Linked DNA regions of Homo sapiens: region 2 is linked to region 1. A link is an interaction called in ENCODE POLR2A ChIA-PET data of the cell type or tissue named here. Cell type or tissue: Panc1. All regions are shown on one strand. Each heading gives the region's core, and the rest is flanking DNA. Links, peaks and the distances in the headings are about the cores only. Region 1 has its middle 38 kb from the start of LINC02003. Region 2 overlaps SOX9-AS1 (SOX9 antisense RNA 1).

Region 1 (4,387 bases), core at 259-4,258:
CACTCCTGGGGGCCAGGAGCTGGGCGAGCCGGGGAAGTGCATTTGGTAATGATTCTCGATTTCCTGTTTGGTTTCTGTCCAGGGGGCTTTGGGATAGGCTAACTCGTATTATATGTGTACACATGCACATTTCATTCCTCCTTGTCTGTTTTTTTTTTTTCCTTTGCTACTTTTCCTCCTCTATGGCTTGTGTTTTTTGTTGTTGTTGTTAATTGGTGTGGCACAGTAGTGGAGCGAGTTCCCAGCCTCCTTTGGCGAAATGTGTAGAAAAGTGGAGGCAAGAGGTAGGAAGAGGCCTGGAGGCTCTGTCTGGACTCCTGGGATTTGGCCTGTCGGCCAGGGAGATTCTCTCCCAAGACATGGATCATGATAAAGCTGTAAAGAATCTATTTAGGTAAGCAAACATTTATTTAGTGCTTACTGTCTGCATGGGATACAAAGGCACGAAAAAAAGCTCAGTCTTGCCTTCTAAGAGGTGAAAGAGAGAGAAGAAGAGGGGCAAGGAAAGAGAGGATGTCAAAGTAGTTTGGTAAATGCGATGGCAGAAATAGGCTCGGATAGAGATGGGGGGACATTGTGTGGTCACATAACCTTTGGTTCAGCTCTCTCTTCCATGCAGGACCCAGCCTTAGTTATCCAAGATGTTGAGGGCACCTCTCACCAAAATAACAATCCAAGAAATAAACCCAGGCATCACTGCCAAGCCCCTCCCCACCCCCTCAACACACCATCCTGCTGCCTGTGTCTCCAGCCTTATGTGGTCTGGCAAGGTTGGGCTACTTCCGGCAGCCACCGTTTGCTCCCTAGGATGCAATCTTAGCCTCCATGGGGCTGGCCTGCTGGAATCTGGGACCACGTGAGCCTATGAGCCTCAGGGAGGCTGGGATGCCAGGGAGGAGCCAGCACTCCTGGAGGCTCTGTGATCTGCTCTGGCCACATTAAATAAAGGCTTTGATCCCTCCAATGGGGAGAAGGGAGAGCTCTCCCTTTTCAGCACCTTCTAATATCCTTCCCCCTTGCTGTGCCCGGCCCCACTGTCACCTCACCGAGGAGGAGACAGGATGTGTTTCCAGCGGGGCCTTTTTTCTTCCCGATTTAGACTGGGAGTGAATGAAGCTCATTAAACTGATTGTGGTTGTAGCCACATGGCTCAGGTTTCACCTGAAAGCATCAGGTGGTGGTGGGGAGGGGAGGACAAAAGAGGGGAGGACAGCCAGAAGGCCCTCATTGCACCTCCCCTTACCCCTTGCTCAGCTGGTGGCTTGCACCTGCAGACCCTGGAGCCCAGGCTGAGGTGGGTTGTGGTGGAGCCGGGTTAGGGTCTCAGCTTGGCCTGCTCCACGTGATTCCATTGCTTCTGAAGATCCCCCACCAGACCAAGCTGCCTGCATTATTCAGCCGTCGCCTCTGAGTTTTGAAGCTGGGGGAATGGGGAGGGTATTGCGATCTTTTTATCATCTTCCTTTCCCTCCTATTCTCTCTCACCTGTTGTTCCAAGAACTAGGTGGTTAAAAACAACAACAACGACAAAAAACTCCAGCAAGATGATGTGATGCTGGTGTTTTTGATTGGTGCACGAACTCCCCACCTGAAGCTTTTTTAGAGTTGATAAAAGCTGGGCAGCCTGAACCCTCTGAACCAAGGGGAAGGTAGAAAAATAAACGGAGGGCCAGGTGCGGTGGCTCACACTTGTAATCCCAGCACTTTGGGAGGCCAAGGCGGGCAGATCACTTGAGGTTGAGAGTTTGAGACCAGCCTGACCAACATGGGGAAACCCTGTTTCTACTAAAAATACAAAATTAGCCGGGTGTGGTGGCACGTGCCTGTAATCCCAGCTACTTGGGAGGCTGAGGCAGGAGAATCGCTTGAACCCAGGTGGCAGAGGTTGCAGTGAGCCAAAATCGCGCCATTGCACTCTAGCCTGGGCAACAAGAGTGAAACTCTGTCTCAAAAAAAAAATAAAATAAAATAAACAGAGTTCTCCTGTGATGAAAAGCAATGCCAAGTTAGAACTTGGAGCACATCATGGAGGCTTTTGACCCTCTCCTCTGACCCCCAGCCTGACAGCACTTCCCCAGACCAATGGCTGCTGGTGATCTCCTGCCAATGCACGAAGGAGCCATGCTATAGGTGCACTGGGCTCTGTAGCTAGAGAGAGTCCAGCAAAGCTGGGCACAGAGAATCTTCTGAAAGTGCTGGGGTTTCCCCCAGAAATGAAAGGCTCTCAGAAATGATTTCTCATTGCTTTCCAATCCATCAGCTTATTATCTCTGAATTTTCCATCACACACAGTCTCTTTCTCTGCCTCAATCTTGTACAGAAGGATGCTGGATTTTATCATTTTGCCAGGTGGAGGTTTTTTTTTTTTTTTTGAAATGCGAATAATTGCCTCCCAGTTTATCTCTGGAAAGTTCATGTATATGGATGTGTGTATGTATATATACTTTTTGCACTTATATACACAGAATGTGTCAAGAATTTTACAAAGGAGTAAGACCCCAACATAAAATAGCTGCCCCCCGCCCCCACCACTTCATGCATACTCAGTAGTTGGTAGGGTGGCCACCTTGTCCCGTTCACCTGGGACTGCCTGACATTAAACCTGAAAGTCCTGGGAACCCGTCCGACCTAGACAAATGGGGAAGACTTGTTACCCTAAAGCTAGGCATTTTAAGTCCATTATTTCAAGCCTTCATGATGACACTGTAAATTAGATGATACTTTTATAGATAAGGAAACAGATGTTGAATGAGTTGCTGAAGGTCACGTGGAATCAGTGGCTAAGTCTTGTACTTAGGCCAAATTCTAAGAACATGTGTTTTCCATCAGAACACCTCAGACCTTGCACATACAAATAGGAAAAGCTCTCCTGAAGGCCCCAAACAACCGACAGTGGCTACCTGAGGTTGGAAATCATCAGTTTTCAAAAGGGACGGGGAGGCTAGGAAGAGAATGTTCCTAAATGTCATCTCCTGGCTGGGCTTAGGCAGCTCAGAGATCTCCAGCTTTGGGTTCTGAGGGGGCCTTGCCTCCGGTCCAGTTAACCTTCCACATGGAACGCTCACCTGGTACACCTGAAACTTCTGGTGTACTGGGTCTGGTGTTTCTAGGCCTCTCTCTGCTATTAGACTCCCTAAGGTAGTTCCAGAGGAAATGAGACTGGGGATGTGGGAATTTGCCAAGAACTACCCCCGGAAGCTTGGAGACTGGATTCTTCTTCCTCCTGTCCCTTCCCCCCTCACCCCATCCTCTTCTCCCCCAGTGGTTTCCAAACAGGTTCTCCTCGCCCGTCTGCCAAACATGCTCGGGGCTGCTGAGACAAGCAGAAAGATGGAGAACTAATTACTGTTTTCTCTTTCGCAGGCCCTGTAGCTCTGCCAGACCGGGATTCCCATTCCGTAGAGACCCCAATCCCGTGCTGGTGCCTGGAGGTGTCCCAGGCACAGATTCCATCTTGCTCATTATCATGGGCCTACTTCCAAAACGTTTTCACTCCCCCAGCTCTCCTGCCTCTCCCGCCATGCACACCTCTTGTGCTTTCTATTCCACCTTGCTTCGAGGCCACCTAGAAAAAGGGATGGTTGGGTTTGACCTGCGGCTCTGAACGGCCAGAGTTGAACTGATAGGAAACCAGGCCGGGCCATTTCCACCCATGAAGCCGGGAGAGCGGGGGCCCTCTTGGGAGAGTTCTGTTTTAAAAAGAAAAGGATCACAGAGGTCTGGGGTTTGAACTCCCTGGAGGACAGAGGGCCATCTACTCAGTGTTTCACGGGATAAGTAGCAATTACAGAGAACAGGACAGCCGGCAGGAATCACCCTGGGGAGCGTTTTCCCTGGCTGCTGAGTCCCATTCTGAGAGCAGAGCACAGCTCTCACCCATGCAGCTGGGTACATGGGTCTCCAGCACCCCCTATCCCAGCCCCACTCAGCCCCCATCCTGCTGTTCCCATTGAAATAATCACAGGGTAGGCCCAGCCTGGCTGCGTTGCCAAGACAACTGCTCTAATTTCTTCTAATCCCAGTGTTCCTTCCTAAAGGGACCTCCCCCAGCCCTCACTCCCCCCTGCAACGTGTTTTAATTGTAATAACTCCTGGGTTTTCGGGAGGTAATGACCATGTGTGGGGAGCCGGCGCTGGCCTGGCTCCATCCCTGAAGTTGCTCGCCCAGCGGCGCCAGGCAGCCCTCCGGCCCCCAGCAGGAGTCCTCCAGGAGCCCAGGGCAGGCATAGGCAGGGTCTGCCGAGGGGGTCTGCGGCCTCCGTGCTAATGAACGCAAGCAGCGAGTGGGGGGCTGGGCCCTGCAAAGTTTATGTCCTCAGGACATTTTATGACACACCACCCCTTGCCCCCATCTTTCCGCCCTCCCCCTGCCTGCACACTCACCTTT
Region 2 (4,387 bases), core at 290-4,289, 280 kb after region 1:
CAGAAGCCAGGAGAGAGGCAGGGAACAGAACCTTCGGAGGGAACATGGCCCTGCTGATACCTTGATTTTAGACTTCTATCCTTCAGGACTCTGAGAAAATACATTTCTGTTATTTTAACCCCCTCCCCACCTACCCCCACCCCGTTTGTGGTCCCTTGTTATTGCAACCTTCGGAAACTAATATATCCAGCTTCCACAGACCCAGATAGTTTGGAAAGGAAGAGCAGTATCGGCTTACCTAACCCAAACAACACTCATGTTCTTTTGTTTGCCAGCTTGGGCACTGGGAAGTTCTCAGGATCCTTGGTTTGGTTACCACTGGGGTCTCAGCAGTCCCAGGCCTATCTTGGAGGTGGTGAAATGTCAGGGGACTAAACCAACTGCAAGCACACCCCTGGCCACATTACTAAAAGGGGTCAGGATGTAATTGAGACAGCTCTTTGGTATGATGGACTTGCACTTTGAATTCCTATTTCATCCTCTTAGCTTCTCTTCCTTCAACCTGGAAGGGCAGGAAAGAGAAAATGGCTTAGGTACCAGAGCTTAATTTATAGGCAAACATGGTCAAAGCCAGAGGCGGTTTTAATGGATTTTCTTACCACGCCGTCCAATCTCAGGGCCTTTTGTGATAGACTGGATTGTTCCCTTTAATACGCCTCCCATGCAACTTGCCCCAATATAGCTGGAACCTGGAAAGAATGGAGACCCTCTGGGCTGAAAATAGCGCACTTCACCTTTATCTCTTTGACACTATTCTGAGGATCATTAAGTCCACTAGGTCCTGATGTGATTGTCTATTTGGCTTCTGCCCTTGATGAGAAAGACAACCAGGGAGGAGTTTCCTTTGCTCCAGCCTCTCCCCTTTGCCGTGGTCATGTATGATGCCATTGAACCATAGAGCTATAAGGACCTTCAGCGATCAATATTAAAACTTCCTTATTTTTACTTGAAAATGCTGAGATCCAAAGAGGGAATAGAACTTGCTCAAATGCTCTTGCCTTGGTGGTACTGGGCTGCATGCCCAAGTGTTCTGAACCTTGCTCTTCATTTCTAACCATGGCCCCATTTCTTCCTCTTGAGAAGTTTTTGGGTTTGTTTCCTGATTTGACAATTCCTCAGTGCTCTATTGATAAGGTTTGGCTGTGTCCCCACCCAAATCTCATCTTAAATTGTAGCTCCCATAATTCCCACGTGTTGTGGGAGGGACCTGGTGGGAGTCACTGAATCATGGGTGCAGTTCCCCTATACTGTTCTCATGGTAGTGAATAAGTCTCATGAGATCTGATGGTTTTATAAGGGGTTCCCTCTTTCACTTGGCTTTTATTCTCTCTTGGCTGCCACCGTGTAAGACGTGCCTTTCACCTTCCACCATGAGTATGAGGCCTCCCCAGTCACATGGAACTGTGAGTCCATTAAACCTCTTCTTTATAAATTACCCACTCTCTGGTATCTTTATCAGCAGCATGAAAATGAACTTCCCATTTGTCTTCCCCAAACTCCCATTTTTCTGCCACCAGACCACTGAAGAGTTGCTTTCCCTGTCTCCATGCAGCCTGTCCACTCCCCTTGGGCTACTTTTATCAGTAAGTAAAGAAGAATTGGTATTTTTTGAGCACCTGCTGTTTGCCATGGCACAATGCTGAAATGCTTCCCCAAATGCTAGCAGAAGAGGGGAGTGCGGCTCACAGAGGTCAAAGTCATGCCCAAGGTCATGTGGCTATTAAAAAACAGAGCTGGAATCCAAATGTCTCTGGGGAGGCTCTTTCTCCAGCTCGAGAAAGGGGACCACACCCATGGTACCATGCTTGGATGTAGCAAAGGGAGGGCAAAAATGGCACCTCTGTGCTGTTCTTCCAGCCTCTGACACATTCTTCCAGCTCAACTCTTTCCACACTAACAAAAGCATTTTAATTCAAAAGGAGCAATGCCTGCTATCTATAAAAGAGGTGGTTTATATCTTTTTTTCCTGCTCTGCACTTTTCTAGCATAAACAGAACACCCTCTGGTGGTAGCAAACACAGACTCCCCCATCTCACACTTAAAGGCCGAGCATCAGAGTCAAAGCAAATCAACACATATTTGGTGGGCACCCACGATGCCCAAAGTGAAAGGGTGATGTGTAAGCTCCTCTATTTGAGTTGGTTACAAGCCTTGAGGGGGATGACTCAGGTGCTGCTCAGCAAGTCAACAGGCCAAAAATAAGGGTGTTGTATGAGGTGGCCGCCGGCCACCCTCCGTCCACCTTCGAGCGTTTCTTGTCACGTCTCTGCACTCCTAGCCTAGTTTGGTTGCTACAGCCACTGCCACATCCTGCTCACTCGTTTTGGTGCCCTGGCTGAGATGTTGCCCCACCTCCTTCTAAAATGGCCTGGGTGATGTAGTGGAAAGACTGGGAGCCCCGGCTCCTAATGTCCTGACCCTCCTCTCCTGCAGGAACTGGGTGAGGGGGTGGGGAACACTGGGCTCCATTTTCTGCATTTGTAAATAAGTGGGCTATGTTTAATAATAAAAATAATCCTTCTTCCAGTTCTAAAACGTTATAATTTTTTGGTGCCAATCTCTGTTCAATCACTCTCTTCAAGACCTTGGCCAAAACGCTTTCTTTTAATTTTTTCCTAACTAACTCTAACTCACTCTGACCTTCAAAGCACTTAACCAAATCGTTATTGTAGACTATTTTATGCTTTTTTAAATAGGTCTCTGGAATGGTTTAGAAATTTTGTATTTTATTTTCTGAGCAAGTTTTTCAGCTATCAAGTGTAGAATCACATTTGTTTGTAATCCAAGGCCCTCAGAAATCTGTATTGTACGATAGAACTTAATTGTGAATTCCTATGTATTAACTTGTCACTGACAGTATTTTTTTCATCCAGTCTGCTGTTAAATTCTTAGGTGGTTTAGATGTTTTTAAGTCAACACATTCATTCAGGTAGGGAAGATTCTCAAGCAGAAATGGGTGGAAATGCCCAGTTGGTGTAGTATACTGGCCCCATATTATAGAACACACAATAAAAAATTTGCATTTTTGCAATGTCCTTTCTGGTAATAAGACCATTAGTGTTCTTGGCCTTTTTGGCTATGCCTCTTTCTGCCACTGCCATTTATTGTTCATCTTACCTCAGCTGGAGATAAAATTGCCCACAGGGTCAGGGATTCTGGGTTCTAGTGGCTGTTATTGATCTCTCCCTTGAACTAATTAAGCCTGCACAAAGTAATGGCATTTATTTATTAATTAAACAGATTTTGATTGAGCCCCTGTCTAATTCTAGGCACAAATTCTGCCACAGCAGAGAGCAGCCCTCAAGGAGCTTAAAATTTGGACAGGAAGATAGAGCAAATAAAAATTATTAGAAATTGTGATAAATATTCAAAGAAATCAAACTATATAGAGAACAATTATTGGGGTGAGGTAGGATGGGGGCTCTCTCCTGCATCAGGGGTAGCTAGGAAAAGGCTCCTGGAGAAGATGACATTTCAGCTGGAACCTGGAGGATGAGGGGCGTCATTCACAAGGAGAGAGTGAGAGGAGAAGGGACGGGAGAGGGCATCCTAGGCAGAGAAAAGAGCACATTCAAAGGCCCTGAGGTAGAGAAGACTGGTATGTTGGAGGAGCCAAAAAGAATGCTGACAAGGCTAGCATGCCCTGGCACCCACTCTCCAGGCCTGGGATAGGCATGTTATAAGCTTGAATTCCAATTCTCGCAATAACTCTAAGAGGCAGGCATAGCTTTCCCTGGGTTTCAGATGTGGACCTTGTTTCAGGTTTTCAAGCCCACACCCCTAGAATGTGGAGAATCTGGGTTTGTGCTCCTTCCCACCCGCCATGCTTCAAGGCTTTCAGTTGGCTTGGGTGTGTGGCTCAGTAAGGAAGTCAGAATGGATCACCTGTCAGAACTGGGGAGGCTGGGGCTTGGCTGGCAGGATATGGAGTGTGTGTATTTTCTGTTTATTCTTGAAGTTTCCTTCCCTGCAAATACATGCCTAGTTGCCATGTGCCTTTCACAAGGAAGCCAACGCCAGCACTCCATCGCTCATGAGCAGTCCTGCAAAAACAAATCCATATCCTTAATGCAACCCTAGGTGCCAGCAAGTCAGGCCTGCACTGGCCAGGCAGCCTGGAGCTTAGGAACAATCTGGTCCTCAGGAAGGGAGGGAAGAAAAACAATTTCAAATTCCAGGCACCTGGGGCCTCTTACAGACGGCCATTGTCGGGAGAAGGGAAAACTAAACTGTGTAAAGGAGCTGGTGGCGCCTTTGGGAAGGGTAGAGGATATTGAGGTTGGAGGCTGCTGCTCAGGGTGTGTGCACAGTGGGCATGGGATGGGGTAATCTGAAGAAAGAGCTGAACAGTTCACTTGTGTGAGCTTGGGCAGCTTGCCTTTAGGTG

Evidence for each region. Peaks named below come from ENCODE experiments on the same cell type or tissue, not always from the same donor. Only the 100,000 strongest peaks of a DNase experiment are listed, where the experiment ranks them.
Region 2: POLR2A ChIA-PET joins it to region 1 with 14 read pairs; 1 of 35 experiments calls an interaction of 5 or more read pairs at or near these places.

Annotation. Positions count from the first base shown.
Region 1 is chr17:72,378,701-72,383,087 of GRCh38, reverse strand. No RefSeq gene overlaps it. Among named protein-coding and RNA genes, the nearest start is that of LINC02003, 38 kb to the right of the region's middle. RefSeq lists silencers at 1,006-1,300, 2,096-2,145 and an enhancer at 3,659-4,235. In Panc1, for the core only: no CTCF peak of the experiment used is centred there; no DNase peak of the experiment used is centred there; H3K27ac peaks cover 245 bases.
Region 2 is chr17:72,095,160-72,099,546 of GRCh38, reverse strand. All of the region lies in intron 2 of SOX9-AS1 (SOX9 antisense RNA 1), which reads left to right. Among named protein-coding and RNA genes, the nearest start is that of SOX9-AS1, 19 kb to the left of the region's middle. In Panc1, for the core only: no CTCF peak of the experiment used is centred there; DNase peaks (open chromatin) are centred at 1,936 and 2,166.